Regions from separate parts of the Mus musculus genome. Here region 1 is linked to region 2. A link is a loop called in an ENCODE intact Hi-C map of the cell type or tissue named here. Cell type or tissue: left cerebral cortex. All regions are shown on one strand.

Evidence for each region. Peaks named below come from ENCODE experiments on the same cell type or tissue, not always from the same donor. Only the 100,000 strongest peaks of a DNase experiment are listed, where the experiment ranks them.
Region 1: it touches region 2 in a loop (2.4-fold over the local background); 10 of 42 quality-filtered maps call a loop at or near these places.

Annotation. Positions count from the first base shown.
Region 1 is chr10:86,820,272-86,828,271 of GRCm38, forward strand. Nt5dc3 (5'-nucleotidase domain containing 3) reads left to right here. Exons shown (of 14, transcript NM_175331.3): 8 at 397-499; 9 at 639-740; 10 at 2,793-2,874; 11 at 3,916-4,002; 12 at 4,884-5,024. Among named protein-coding and RNA genes, the nearest start is that of Nt5dc3, 45 kb to the left of the region's middle. In left cerebral cortex, a CTCF peak has its summit at 4,043 (motif pointing right); a DNase peak (open chromatin) is centred at 871; H3K27ac peaks cover 89 bases.
Region 2 is chr10:86,701,716-86,709,715 of GRCm38, forward strand. Hsp90b1 (heat shock protein 90, beta (Grp94), member 1) reads right to left here and starts at 3,729. Exons shown (of 18, transcript NM_011631.1): 1 at 3,592-3,729; 2 at 2,579-2,681; 3 at 1,745-1,886; 4 at 1,194-1,310; 5 at 1-313. The coding sequence starts at 3,640. Ttc41 (tetratricopeptide repeat domain 41) reads left to right here and starts at 4,096. Exons shown (of 16, transcript NM_001003910.2): 1 at 4,096-4,302. In left cerebral cortex, no CTCF peak of the experiment used is centred here; a DNase peak (open chromatin) is centred at 4,051; H3K4me3 peaks cover 3,356 bases; H3K27ac peaks cover 2,673 bases.

The DNA of each region.
Region 1 (8,000 bases), 120 kb after region 2:
GTATGACAGCATTCTCTGTGTTGGTATGTGGGTATTTAAACATCTCACCCCGGGGGCTGAGCAGGGACCACAGGCGTTTCCTGAGGGTTGTTAAAGGCCCCTGATCCTGGCAGTGTAGATGTCTGCTTTCTGTTCTAGAACTTGGTGTCTGTCAGTCTAAGAAGGGATGGCAGCTGTACCATATGATCCTTCCCTTCAATGGGGTGTGGGGGTGGGAGGGGTGGTCTCTTGTTTCCTGTGCCCTGGGCATTCACATACTTTTCAGAATCAACCTTCCCGGGGACCAGAGTTTCCCCACTGTGCCTAGGACACTGCTTACCCCAGGTGCCCATCTCGTAAGTACCTGCAGAGGACCTGATTCCATCCTGAGTGTGTGAATGTCTTTCTCATCCATAGAAAAGTACATCTGTTATGCTGATCAGACCCGTGCAGTGTTGGCTAAACTGGCTGCCCACGGCAAGAAGATGTTCCTCATTACCAATAGCCCAAGTAGCTTTGTGTAAGTTCTGTCTTCCCTCACCAGCTGGTGGCTCGTGGGTCAAGTGCCATTCGTCTTAGTAGCTGGAAAGAAATAGTTTGCAAGAAAATAAAAACAGTTCATCCCTTTGATGTCAGCTCACCTGGCTGCCTTGTTCCAGAGACAAAGGGATGCGGTACATCGTGGGGAAGGACTGGCGAGACCTGTTCGATGTGGTCATAGTTCAGGCCGAGAAACCCAACTTCTTCAATGACAAGCGGAGGTGAGGGCCGATCTATTGGGGCACTTGACTGTACTTGTGAACACAGGCATAGCATGTCATAGTGAGAGCCAGTCACAGGATCACAAGCATCGGAGATGTGTAGCCTGTCTAACACTTAACTTCAGGAACAGCGGGATGGGCACATAGCAGACAGTGTTCTCAGTTGAGTGTGGGCTGCTGCAGTTCTGAGTCAGGCTTTAGAAACTGAGACTACAATGGAGAACAAGGATTAATACCACACAGCAAAGTAGGCATGGGCTCCGGGTGCCTCGGGGGGTGTAAGGAACACCACCAATGCCAGACTGCCTGGTGGCAGCTCTTAGAACAGCTAATTGGTGCATTTCAAATTGCAGTTGGATTTTGCAGAGTTCTCTGCATCCCAGTACACGTCTCAGCCGTGTCTTATATAAGGTCCTCCTGCCTCTGGAGTTTTGGGAAGGGGGAGGGAAGAGGTCAGGACCAGTGCAAGAGTATTAAAGTGTCCTCTCCCCTGGGTTCAGACTAGGTGGCCAACTCCTAGAGGCCCACATAGTTGAAGATCCTTACTATAGATAGCATTCTAGGAATTGCTCTGTCTGTCTATGGCTCAGTTTGGGAAGGGTTTTCCCAAACCTTCCCCGATCTGTAGCTGGTGACCTAGATCTGTGGGTAGTTCCAGGGATCCTAATGCGCCTGTGTCTGAAGTTAGGGCAGCATGTGTACCATTGGGGTGCTAAGTTCTCAGAGTCACCGTGACTCTGGGAGGAAGAGGCAAGCTCAAGACCCAAGCATAGAGAAAGAGACTGAGTCTTGAGTGTGGTCAGAAGCTACACGCTGGCCATGTTGCCTCTAGCGCCCTCACCAAGTTCCTGCAAAGCCTGGGCCTCCCTTTACCCAGACTCTTCTGAACGGTTTATCCGAGGTGGAGGGGTCGGGCCTGGGCTCTTCCTGGGAGGGACTCAGCCTAGCACTGGTTCCTCCCCACTTCTTTTTTCTGGATGTTTGGAACATTGGCTGAGACATTCCCTTTCCTCTGTTGTTTATTGAAGCCAACAGTTGAGGATGGCTCATTACTCAGAACATCCATGTGAGGGAATGTTACACAGCCACTAAAGATGCCAAACTTGGCTATAAGCAAAAGTCGCCAGCATATCTTACTGCTAATGTGTTTCAGACTACGATGTCACAGGAGAGGCTGCTGACAGGATCAAAGGAAGAGAGATATAAATAAAAGTGTACAAAATGATCTTCATGTTCCTCAGAAAAGGGAAAGTGGGTTCTGATACCTACAGTGAGTTTCTATTTCTGTGATTGGAGAAACAACCCCAAAAGATGCTCTGAGTCCCTCTGGCTATGCCCTGGGGTGAGGGACTGGACGGCTCTGCTCCCAGCCTATCAGAGCTACTGCTCCTGCCTCTACCTGGCATTTGACCCAGGATGCCAGAGTTCCTCCCATAATGTCTGCAGGCAGCAGTGTTCCTGCAGTCTTCGCCCTGGGAAGCAGATTCTTGCTGCCCTGCCAGATGTCTTAGGGCAGCAGGTCGTGACCTTTCACACAGAGTCACATATCAGATATCTACTTTAAGATTCATAACAGTAACAAAATAACAGTTATGAAGTAGCGATAAAAAGGATTTTATGGTTGAGAGTCACTACAGTATTAAAGAGTAGCAGCAGCATTAGGAAGGTTGAGGACTGCGGTCCTTGGGAAACCTGACTAAAGGGCTTGTGCTTGCCAGGGGTGGTTGGCCCTTAGGATTATTTTTTTCTTGTTTTCCTGTGTGTAGTGGGTCTGTAATGGGGCCTGCATAGTGTGGAATGGGGTGACCTGGGCCAGGGGATGCAGTGTGGCTGTATAGTGTGGAATGGGGAGGGTGACCTGGGCCAGGGGATGCAGTGTGGCTGTGTCGTGTGGGATGGGGAGGGTGACCTGGGCCAGGGGATGCAGTGGGGTTTGGAGTTCAAGAGCTAGATCCTTTCTGCTCTCAGTGACTCCCCACTTAGTATCTTGGGCAGCAGAGAGCTCTCACTGTTACCATCTATTCTTGTAACATTTCCCTTTTCTGTTGCTAGGCCTTTCCGAAAGGTGAATGAGAAAGGTGTCCTACTCTGGGATAAAATCCACAAGCTGCAGAAAGGCCAGATTTACAAGCAGGTATCCACGCCTTCCCCAGTGTCTTCCTGTTGCTTTGCTTTGTGGTCCCAGGTTGTGGGTACTGGGACTGGCCAGGTGCTTGGAACAGCTGGACCCCTTGACTGACAGATTATAACTTCAGAGTAACTCAAAGCTGACTGTTAAAAAATATAAATATCATTTAAAACATTACTCTCTATAAAATGTAAAGTGTCAATAGTAAACCTCAGAGATGTCTCTTTGAGGAGCATTAATCTTGGTTTATTATTCATCCAATGTATTTCCAGATGAGAAAGATTTCATGTGCAGTTTTAAATACCTGGGCATGGAATAAGGCTGTCAGGAGCTAGAACCATGGCTGGTCATTTTAATGATGCCAGAGCTGTTTTCTTGACTGAACATTCTTGGTGGGTTTGTAATGGCCTGCTGGATTTAGCAGTGAGTGTATTCTCTAAGCCATAAAAAATTAGTTTTAATTCAGACATTTTACTTCTAACAAGTCGGAAGATTTAGACGTGACTCAGAACTTTCTGCGAGACTGTTTACAAAATAGGTGACGCTGTGAATGTTCACCATCAGGGAACTGGCAGGAGAAATCAACTGTGTTAATTATAATAAAATTAGAAGGCATTTGTATAGAATAACGATCTCGGCATGTTTAGTTAGTGTAGAGATAAGTGCAGAGGGGCTTATGTAATCTGAACTGTTCTTTTTGTTGTTTTTGAGACTGTCTCACTATGTCGTCCTTGCCAGCCTGGAATACGTAGATCAGGCTGGCCTTGAACTCACAGAGATCCTCCGCCTGACTCTGCCTCCTGAATGCAGGGATTAAAGTCGAACACCATCAGCATGCCTGACAGTGACATTTTTTTCAGAGTACATTTGGCATCAAAGAAAAGTCTGAAAGATTTTTCCAAGAGTGTGCTTTTAGCTTTATTTGTTGATATTTAAAATAAACCATAAGAGTTAAAAACAATTTTCCAAGTTTTAAAGCAGGTATCGTAGACTGTAGGCTCCTGAGTTTCTGACCTGTAATTGATCTGCACCCCTCTTCTGTTGCAGGGCAATTTGTATGAATTTTTGAAGCTCACTGGATGGAGAGGATCCAAAGTACTGTATTTTGGTGACCACATCTACAGCGATCTGGCGGTGAGGAGCCCTTTTCCCCAGTGGGGGGCGCTGTTTTTTAGAAACTCAGAGTGGCTCACGGTTTTGAAAGTCTCCCTTTTACAAAACAGGAGACATTAGAGTTGTGAAAAAATAGTTTTGTTTTTCTCTTTGAGATGATGGAAATTAGAAATGTATTCAAAGATTTAGTCAGAAACATTTCAATAGAACTATTGAAAGCACTATGATACGCTAAATGCCAGGGGGCTTTCTTTCCCTTTTATCAATGTCAGAAAACTTCCGGAGTGTGCCCGAATGCTCCCAGCTTCTTAGCCTGGTCCTGGTGGGTGTGCCCCAGAGGTCTGGGGAGTGCTGCAGTATTTATTGAATAAAGGATATTCCCTACACATGTGTAATGCTAGGGTTGAGGCCAGGACCTATTGCAGCCAGGCAGATGCTGTACCGCTGCTCTCCTTTCCTGGTCCTCTTATAAGTCTGCTTCTCATGGAAAACTTGACCTAGGATTCCAGGGGCCCCTCACTCAGTTTGAATGAGGACCATTCAGAGCATTTGAGTTGAGCCTGACCCTGATCTCACAGACCATGTTGTGTTTTGTTTTTCCCCACAGACCGTGTTTAGTGGTTCCAATCCCCCCTCCCCCATACCTCTCCCTCCCCCTTTCTGAAGCAGCTGTGAATCACAGCCATTATTTCCAGAACAGGAACTTTCTCTGGGTGACATGGTCAAAGCCCGGGGCCAGTTTGGTTCTAATTAAGTGTAATTCATCGAATTCAACTTGGTTAATGACTGACCATTACAATGAGGGAGTGATTGAGTAGCTCCCTCCCTGGTCTGGGAAAGGTAGCGCGGTGTTGAGTTCCGCGGGGACTGAGGGAGCGCCTGCCCTGTGATTTCTGTGTCAGGATCTGACCCTCAAGCACGGCTGGCGCACTGGAGCGATCATCCCCGAGCTCCGTTCCGAGCTCAGGATCATGAACACGGAGCAGTACATCCAGACCATGACCTGGCTGCAGACCTTGACGGGGCTCCTGGAGCAGATGCAGGTTGGCTGTGGTTCTTGTTTTGTTTTCTCTCATTTTTTTCCCCTTTAAGCCTGAAGATAATTGCGGATCAAAAGATGTCCTGAGTTTTGTGTGTAATTATGAAGTGTAAGGTTTAAGTTGTTCTCAGCAGAGTGTAGATCTGCCCGTGGTTATTTTGTTTGTTTGTCCTTTCTCCTTGATGGGACCCTTAAGAATGTTCCTGAGAGCCATCAAGAGCTTCTGCAGAGTCTTAAAGGTGGACGCTATTTTTGTGCTATTGTTGGTGAAAATTGGCTCATTGGGCCCCACTGTTATGCTTGTCCGCCCTCCTTGCCTTTAGATTACCAGAGGACTTTCCTGCACTGGCCTCATTTTCCCCAGAAGGATCTTTTGGAATGCGATCCTAGGTACCAAAGAGTCGCAGAGCCAGCTGAGATCCTGGGTCAGCCTCTAGTGGCAATGTGATCAGTGATTAGCTGTTTTCTCAACTTCAGTGATAATTCATGCAGCCAGCATGGGGCGGTTAAGACAGGAGCATTTGTTAGGCTCACTTCTTAGGCCAGGATGTCGCCCCTCTCAATACCTGTGACAGCTGTTCAGCTGTTCCCACCCCATCTCATGAGTCACCTGTATTCTCTCTTTATTCTGCCCTACCTACCATGCTGTGCGAGTGAGTCAAGACTTTAGATTGAGTGGTACAGACAGTCACTCTTGGCTGGCACACCTGCAGCTCTGGTCATGGCCAGCTGCCCACAGCTTCTCCTGCCAAGCTTTGAGGAGAGGCAGGGCAGGCCAGGCCAGGCCAAGTCCTCTCTCCCAGGGTATACATTCCAGCACATGGGGCCCCGCACGTCCTCCAGGTTGGGTTCTGGTAGGCTCTCGAGACCTTGGCTCTTGACTCTTCTGACAAGAGGGTTTGTTTTGCCTTCTTTACTGTGTGTGCTGTGAGATGATTTTCTAAAAATACCGGATGTCAAGTCTGGGCTAATGCAGCTGAGCCTGTGTCCGTGTCACATGCTGGCGTGGTGGTGGTAGCTGTTCCTTCTGTGGCCGCCATTGTGCCAAAGGCTTGCGCAGTGCACAGCAGTCCCTTGGTGCTGGCAGCTGTCCTGTGTGCAGGTGCAACCTTGCCATCTGAGAACCAGGCTGCAGGGTTTTGAGAGCATAAAATGATGTAGAGAGGTTCAACTTTAGGCTGTGTGATGCCTAAGTCTGGGCTTTGCTGCGCCACTTGGAAGTGCTTGCTCCCTTAGGGGTTGTCAGGCGGAGCTGAGCGTCTGTGATAGTCTTACGTATGGGCTCTCTTTCTGTGTTTTGAGTTAAGCTGCCTATGGTTAAGTAGTCCAGAAATAGGAAAGGGGAAAATTTGGAACCAAACAATTTGTAAGTTGGAAGTAATATTTACAGAATATTGTTAAAGCTCCTGCTTTATTATTAGGTATTGATTCCTTATTTTGTGTCTTATTTATAAATCGATCTTTGGTATAGGTATGCACAGATAAGAAAAACAGTGTATATATAGGGTTTGATGGTGCCCACGATTTTAGGTTATAAGGGTTTGGGGACGTGCCCTGAGGATAAGGAAGGTGGCTTCTGCCTGACCTGCACCCTTTCTGTGACTGTGCATCTGATCAGACTCACAAGTGACCTGCATGTCATGGCTGTAGTGACCGAGTGGCACATGGCTCTGGAAACAGGTTTTGTTTATTTTCCTTTCTGGCCTATGGAAAATGCTTGATGGCTAAGAGAATAGGTAGCCTTGGTTAAGAGAATGGGTAGCCTTGACAATATTTCTGTGACATATGGAATGAATTACACAAGACTTGGTTAGGGAAGTAAGAAAGGGGAAATAGCACGTATATTTCTACCCTGGTTTTATAGGAGAGAAAACTGAGGCTGAGAGAGAAAGTAACTTTTCATTATAGAGTAGTCTGTAGTATGAAGCCATGTAGCTGTGAAGTCTGACTGACTGAAGGTTAGACCCTTGTGCTCATTTCCTCCTCTCGGCTCTCTGGGACAAGCCTGAGATCACAGCCTGCACATGTCCATCCAGAGATTCCCTGAGCCCAGTAGAGAAATCCCTGATGCTGGCCTCACTCTGGTGTTCGGCCCTCTGGTCTTCACCTGCCTGGTCCCCTCAAGCTCTGGTGCATTGACGCCCTCATTGGTACCACATTTCAAGGGGTGGGCTGTCAGATGAGTGTCTTTTCTCACTGCCCGGCCCTCAGCACCACAGCCCCAGTCTGGAAAATTCCATTATCTAGAGCGCTCCTGTGGTGGTTAGTTTCAGAGAATGTATCCCATTATTAAGAAAACATGTCCTGGGAGATTGGGTTTAATTTGAGGAAGAGCAGCAGAGTCATTTGGAGTTAAGCCTGACGAGTTACGCAGAAGAGTAGAAGTCTCTCCTTGGTCGTGAAGTACGTTTAAAATGGGTGTGGCTGCTGCTAGGAGAGCTGGTGACTTGTGGGCCTTTGCAGGAGGCCGCTCAGACCGCATACGGGCGGCAAATTTCTTTAAAGGCCAGGAAGCGGATATTATAGGGTGTGTGGGCTCTGGACTATGTCATAAGCACTCAGTGTTTCTCAGTACAGCCATTAAGTAATAATAAATATTTCTAGGCAGTGGTGGTGCATGCCTTTTATCCTAGCACTTAAGAGGCAGAGGCAGAGGCTGGTGGGTTTCTGTGAGTTCGAGGCCAGCTTGGTATACAGAATGAGTTCCAGAATAACCAAAGCTACCCAGAGAAACCCAAACCCAAGACCAAACCAACACCAACATCAACACCAACTGAACAAAAAGTACTATTGTGACTAATAACTTAGACCCAAGTACTTTAAATAGGCTTGATACTTGAGGATTGTTTGACAGTGTCCCTTGTAGAGAAGGGATGGCACACGAGGGTAGGTTTTCTCTCATGGGGACAAGCACATTTGATGCTGGTGCCGTGGGTTCTGGTGAGGAGATTGCTGGTGCGATGCAGTGATGGAGAAAGCC
Region 2 (8,000 bases):
CTAGTGTGTTTCCTCTTGGGTCAGCAATTACAGAGAATTCATTGGAGTCTGATTCCCAGATGTGCTGGGTATCATTGTTGTGTTTCGATGTGACAATGACCTTATCTGCTACAAGGAAGGCAGAATAAAAACCGACACCAAACTGGCCAATCAGTTCAGAGGTTGACTGACCATCTTCTTGAGCTTCTGTCATTTTGTTTAAAAACTCGCTTGTTCCAGATTTGGCTATGGTGCCGAGATTTTTAACCAACTCCTCTCTAGTCATTCCTACACCCGTGTCTGTGACATGCAGCAGGTTTTTCTCTTTGTCACACTAAAAGCAAGACAAGAACCAGACAGTTAGATCTTCTTCACATTCACATGATGCCAAAAGCCAGGTTCCATATAAAGAAATATAGAAACCAGCTTGGACCACATCAACTTTAGATAGTGATGCACTACCCTACAGTCTATGTTATGGCATTTTTCAAAACCATACCTAAAAAGCATGTTTTTTGTATTTTTATATAAATCCAGCATAAGTAAAAAAAAAAAAAAAAAAAAAAAAACAAAACAAAACCTGGTATAAATGTCAAAGAACAGACACTAACCCAAATAACATACTTTTGAAGATAAACCTTAGGAAACCTCTTATTTCACAGAAATTAAAAGGGATTTTGGGATCTGTGATTATTAATGTTCTTCACTAAATAGTCCTAGCTGTCTTCAAGAACCTGGTAGGACTGTGCATCCATTTACAGGCCACATGATTATTTCTGCCCAGTGAAGGTGCAAGTGGAAGTTGAGTGTGACTTTCAGGCTGAGCCTTTAATTGGTGTGCGACCCTTTGCACCATGGCAACCAGAGACACTCCAGATGGCTGCTCAGTCAGCCTGTGGAACGATTTAAGCTGAGGTCTTGGCTACCTTTTCCTAAAGGGCTAGGTAGTATCTATTTTTGGCTTTAGGAGCCATAAGGCCCTATCAGTAATTACTGCCACTCTAGACAAAAGAATTTGTACTATAAAACTAGGTACAGCTGTTCACTAATAACCCTAATGAAAACAAGCAAAGTCAGTTTGACTCAAGGCAGTCTGCACACTTCCATGCTAACCCACTGTGACTAGGAAGTTACTGTTCACACCAGAATGACCTACTGCGGAGTGCCTGGGTTCCCAGGATTCGTTTTAAAAAGGAAAGTTATTTTAAGCTTACCTTAATCTTGACCGTTAACTCCTCATTTCCAGCGAGTGCATTTTCATCAGTTAGGGAGATGAGCCTTATCTTGTCTAAAGCATCAGAAGCATTTGAAATCAGTTCTCTCAGGAAAATCTAAAAAGAAGCCAGATTTAATGAGTTGCGATTGACCCCTAAGCATGGTAAGATGTTGGTTCTTATCCACTCCTCTCAGTTCTCCTCGGAATCGTGAAGACACTCTTCAAGGAACCAAGCCTTTTATGGTGCAAGAGATGGCTTTACTCTCTTCATAAAAAAGGAGGTGTGGCTCTATAACACTATGTGACAACTACAAGGGATATCTGAAGTGGTGGGAACAGGAATACCTCTCCCACCCTCCCTCAGGGGTACAGTTGTGTGACTTCATCCGTCGGTAGGTCATGACCTTATTCTGAGCTGACACGAAAGACCAGGACAATGTCCACTCCCTTCCTGCCCCAATATGGACCAATAAGAATTCTCATTCCGAATTTAATTCCTAATTTCTAATGGAAGGATCCAAACTGCTGTCCCAACCATGTAACACTTACCTCTTTATTTTTATACAAAGAATTGATGATAAGTTTCATCATCCTGTTCACTTCAGCTTGGAAGGCGAACTTTTCAGATTTTTCTCTAAGTTCTCTTATCTGTGATGCGTTTAACCCATCCAACTGAATAGCTTCTTCCTCTCTAAGGAAATCAAATTAGATAAGCAAATACTCAGCTTCATTTTTCTCAGTCTCTAGTCAGGACACAGACTGGCCTCTGCAGACCTTCTTGTTAAAAGAGCACTCACATACCAGCTCACTCTCATCACAGAATGGGCTGTGCTTAATGCTCGGCTGGAAATAGTTCCTAAAATTCCCAGAAAAATACATCTGGCTTCCCTCTACTGAAAAGCAAGTCATGACTTGTGTACGCTTGCACAGTGAACACTTTAGTACCGTCACTAATTCCTAGAAGGCCAAAATTGAAAATATACCTCACCGATTGAAAAGCCCTTTTCTTAAAAGTTAAAGGCATAAAAGTTCTATTTTTCATAGTACTAACTTCACACAGACAAAACCAATCAAGTGTCCTGTCAGGTCTTAGAAAGTTGGAAGCACAAGCTGAGTGGGCTACATCACCACTGGTTTTCTGGTTTTAGATGCTGAGGCTTATCCCTAGCACTTTCCTTCCTGAATCAGCAGTCACTCCCAGGAGCAGACTGCTAGGAGCTTTTGCCTGCAGATAAATGGGCACTCCTAAGATCTTCTCTGGTTATTTTGTATCATTAGCAACATTTTGGGCACTGGACCTTGTAATCTGAATGGAGAAACACCAACAGCCACTCTGCCCCACTAACTTGCAGAGCTTATCAACATAGCTTCAAATGCACCGACCTCTGCACAACTTCATCATCTGTCCTTGAGCCTTCTCGGCTTTTACCCAGGTCCTCTTCCACTGTGCCATCCACGTCGACTTCATCATCAGCTCTGACGAACCCTGGGGAGAAAGGTTACAACTCTCCACACTATTGCTTCCTCTCCTTCGCATAAAAAGCCATATCAACGGGGGCAAGAGTTAACACAATTCAGTAAGTAAATACAAGCTGTTGAGATGGAAGAATTATGTACTGACGTCAATAACCAATGTCAAGGTAAGTTTGCACGCTAAAGTTTAAATATGAATGCTCAAGACCCCCGTTGACTCTGGAAGGCCAGGCAGCCATCACGTGTGTCTATCCTAGGCAGTGAGAGAGGCCCCCGTCTACACCCACACGTGTTGCGCACAGCTGAGAGGAGGTCTCTACACTGGCCAAGCCAAAACTTGGGCCTCACTTAGTTATCACAGGTCAGAATGCAAACAGGGTTTGTGCAACTTCTGTTGAGGGGAACTGAAATCCGGCCCAAAGGGGAAGACATGTCAAGGACAGCTCTTGAAGCACATCGGAATCAGATATTGGGCCACCGCCACGACGCTGGCCCGAGGGCCCACGCTCGCGAGTCGGGCGTTAGAAAACAGAAACGCGCTCCGGGAGTAGAGGGCAGGGGCTGGGGGTCCTCAGGCTCTGGTGGCCAAAGGTCGGACCTGATCACAAAAGTCCTTAGGGAGGGGTTCCAGGAAGGCTTCCCCCGGGAGTAGAGTCCGAGAGACCGCGCCCCGTCAGCGAGACTTCGGGGAGCGCTCTAGCACCATCCGCAGGGTATTTATTTAAATGCCCGGTCTCCAAGTCGCCTTTTCCCAGAGGCCTCAGGGAAAGCATCATCACCCAAGTCTCCTTCGAGGGAACGAGATGGTCCCTGAAACCCCTGTAGGCCACCCGGCGTCCCCAACCCAGGTTCAACGCCCCAAGAACGTTCGAGAAGCGGCCACACAGGAAGGGGAGGGCGCCCACTGCCGCCCGGTCACTCACCGAAGGTCAGCAGGACACAGCAGAGGCCCAACACCCACAGGACCCTCATGGTGCGTGGCCGGCGAGTCGCAAGTCCTTTTCGGTCTCAGGAGCCGCCTCCACCCCCCCAATCCCGAGTCTAAGCTCCTCACACCTCCAGCAGCGCGGTCCGCCCACTAAGCCGCGCGCAGGTCGGGCCGCTTTTCACCCCACTGCTTGCGGGCGGGGGACGGGAAACACGAACTCACCAATCGTGCCTCACCACGCACTCTCTGCACCCAATGGAGACGCATGGGGGGGGACCGCAGCCCGCCAATCGGAACTGTCCAGGTGCGGTGCCCGATGCCCGAAGCGTGGCTCCTTGCGATTGGGCTTGTCCAGCGGCTTTCCTCCAATCAGATGGCTCCGCGGGCCCTCACACACCGGGCCACCCTTTGGCCTGGGAAGCCTTGGTCCCTGAGGAAAACCGTCCAATGAACGTAGGCGCATAGCACGTCTGTCCATTCCTAGAGGTCCCGGGGAACCACTTCCGGCTTCTAGCGAACGTTTAGTCCGTGACTAGGGGAAACGGTAGCCAAGACAATGCGTCCTTTACCCTTTTCTCGTCTACGACGCGGGTCACGTTACGAGTCCTTTCAGCGCTACGTTCGCCGTCACCTTTCTTTTGGGCGTTTCTTTTCGCAAAAGAGAAATTTGTGAGGGGTTGAATATCCGGAATGCGTTTGGATGGTGGTGAGAAACTACAGTTTCCGGCATGCAACGCACTAATCTCATGAATGCTGGGAATTGTAGTCTCTGGCATCTAAGCCAGTTGCGTAGCTTGGCCCTTGCTTACTCCAATCTTGTGTCCGCGGGAAATGTCTCTGAGTGATTATAGGATTTCCACCTCATTCAGATTGCAGAATAGATCTGTGCTTGTTCTAGGACTCTAATGCACACAGTTTTCAGAGGCGGACCTGAAAAGCAGCCCCGCGTAGCCCTAGTCTCACCGTGTCAGAGGGTCAGCCCTGGATTCTGGGCTGGTGGTAGCACCCGGGTTTCCACGTCCGCTTTCTTGCGCGTCACTCAGGGTCCCTAGAGCCTTCAGTTACACTTGGCGTTGCGCTGCTCGCATTTCCTGTCCTCTCTGGTTTGGTTTGCAGTAGAGGGTGGCAGGGGCTCTCCAACCCCGAAGGAAACAAGGACCCAAGTTCCTTTGACATCCCCATAAATATCAAAGAATGACTGGGCAATCTAGAGCCTCTTTTGTGAATCAGCCAGAGAGCGCGGTGGTGAAGTCCAGGCTAGCATAGAACAGGAAAGAACTTATGCAGATACTTGAAAGCAAAAGCCGCAGAGCTTGCAAAACAGCCTGGATTGTGGCTTTGTAACTTCATAGAAACACCTTTCCGCCTTCCGAAAGATAGCAAAAGAGGCTCTTTCTGGTGAGGGAAGTCCCTAAGGCCAGCTTGTACGTTCCGAAATGTTTTCTAAGCTCTTTAGCCTCATTTTAACCAATTTTCCACCAGCACGCTTGCCTGCCTCTAACACATCCATTCCATCACCGCTTTCTCCAAGAAAATTCGAGTTGTTTTTTTTTTTTAGGCAATCCAGGTTCCCGAAGGCAAGCTTTTCAGTGACAATGTCATAGTCCCTTTGACAACTTCAAGAATTTAGACTTGTAGAACTTGAATCTGTGGTTTGGTGTTTACATAATGTGGTGATGGCTTATTTACATCTGTCTGATTTACCTACATTTGCCAAAGCATACAGAAATGTAAGACGAAGGCCTTATGCCTCTGTGCTTGTGTTTGTTGTTTAGAGCATACCAGGATCTTATTTATTTGTGCTTTTGGAAAAAGATGGCCATTTCTGCGTATGACAGCCCATCATCCACTTTCTTTCTTTCTTACTCTCTTTCTTTCTTTCTTTCTTTCTTTCTTCCTTTCTTTTTTTTTTTTATCGAGCAAGTAAGCAAGTATTGTGAAACTGTGACTGCATCTTAACTGGCCAGTGGGAGGTAGATCGGGCTGCACCTGGGAGGAACTGAGAATGAGATTTGTCCTCCAAAATAAAGCTGGTGGGTTTTTGGTTTTGTTCTTTTTTTTTTTTTTTTTTTTGGGGGGGGGGGGTAGAAGTTTCTGCAGATGATGGTCCCCAGATAGAAAGGAGAGAGAGAGAGAATCAGAGAGAGAGAATCTACTTCCAGACTGGCAGAAGATGGTCAGTCCTTATCTGACTTGCTGGCCAAGCTCCCTGGAAAATACATGGCTTTCAGCTGAGGAGAGATGGCTTAGTGGATAAAATGATTGCCCCACTTGAACTATGACCGGAATTAGGGTTTTCAGCACTCACATAACATTAGATACTGGTCTAACCCATGCTGGGGGTAGGGTGGTTTTGCTAGAGACAGATATGGCTCCCTGGCCAGACAGCATAGCCAAGATGACAAACTCCAGGTTCACTAAGAGGATAGAGGAACACACACACACACACACACACACACACACATGTTTCTTGAATTCCTAGTGTTTTCCCGTGTTCCCTTCTTCAGACTTTGACCAGTCACTGATCTCTAGGGTCAGTCTGCTCTGTCTTTCCCTCAGCACTGATCCTCCATAGGGTTATTAAGCTCCCCACCTTTGAATCTGATTCTCTTGCTTCCTAGTGAGCTACCCTGTGGGTGCTGGGAACTGACCCCTGATTATCTGCAAGAGCAAATGTTCTTATCCACTGAGCCATTTCTCCAAGGATGCTTTAAAAAAAAAGTTTTAATTTTTATTGGTTTAGACATGGTCTTTTTGTATGTATCCCTGGGTGTCTTGGACCTTACTTTGTAGGCCAGGCTGGCCTCCTCTTGCCTCTGCCTCCCAAATGCTGAGACTAAAGGGGTGGGCTGCCACTCCCAGCTAGTTTCTCTCTCTCTCTCTCTCTCTCTCTCTCTCTCTCTCTCTCTCTCTCTAACACTATGTTTATGACCACTACTGGCAATGGCTACTTTACTTGTGGTTTTTGTCATACTTCTTGAGTAAAGGAGTATGACAAAAGGCATATGCTTCTTAGGCAAAGGAGATGCAGTTAGGGGTAGGAATAGCTCTCTTCATAGCCAGGTTTAATCCAGCCATGGGGAGACCAAGAAAGGAAAGCCCTTGGCATTTGGGATCATTAAAGAATTGAGGCATGGAGTGGATACCAAGGTGGAACACGATTGATTTGTGCCCTCCCTCCACCCACTATCTCTCCTCTATTAATACAACAAGTGCAGGATCTACTATGTGATGTGTATTATGTATGCTAGGGGCTGGAATTTCACTGGTGAACAATGAAGATATGGCCCTTTTACCCACAGACCATGAGGAGGTAATTAATAGTGGAGGCATGCTGTAAGTAAATTTATTTATCTATTTATCTATTTATTTATTTTGGAGACAAGATCTTGCTAGCTAGCCTGGGCTGACCTGGGCTGTAGCCCAGGTTAGCCTCCAACTCTGGGTGCTCCTGAGTGTTAGAACTACAGGAATGTGCTTGTACACTTGGATATAAGTGCAAGTTCAGGATGTAACCTGAGTAACAACAGTAGAATGTCACAGAAGAGAACTGTGGAACCCAGATGGGGACATTCTTGACCTTGATAAGGGTGAGTGAGTGCTTAAAGCTCTTCAAGCTGCACACTTAAAGGGGGTGAACCTTCTAACATTTAACACTTGAATCCCTTTTTGGGTTGTTTTTTCTTTTTACAATGTTTTTCTTAGACAGTTTCATGTGTGTGTATGATGCATTTTGAGCTACATAGCTCCCATTACTACTGAACCCAACAGATTGCCTTCTGTCATGTCTTCAGAACGTATTTTGATGTGCATATGAAACCTCAAACTCAAGTAACCCAACAGCAGCTGCTACTCTGAAACAAAATATTAAAAAACATTTCAGAAAGAATCGAGAGGCAGCCAGTTATGTCTACTATTGTTAGTGTTGTTCCTCGCTCATTAGGATGGCCCAGCAATAGGACAAAGAAACAATGGGGACACATTTTAGCAAAATTGCTGGACCTAGTGATGCATGCCTTTAATCCCAGCAGTTGGGAAGCAGAGGCAGGCTGATCTATGAGTTGGACGACAGCCTGATCTACAGAGTAAGTTCCAGACAGCTAGGCTATACAGAGAAATCCTGTCTCAAAAACAAACAAACAAAAGCAAAAGACCAAGAGAGAGAGAATTTGATTGAAGTTCCTTATTTTGTAATTTTTTTGGCAATTATTATTTATGTATCCCAGATACCCGGTACCTTAGTTTATTTAATGTCTCAAACAAATATGAGAATCTGGTAAGTTATTTAAGATGAACCTATAAAAATTAAGTCTTGCTCTCATCTTGTAAAAACATAAAAATTGAAACAAGAACGTCATTTGTATTAATTAATATGTGGGAATTAACAAAGACATAATTCCAGTG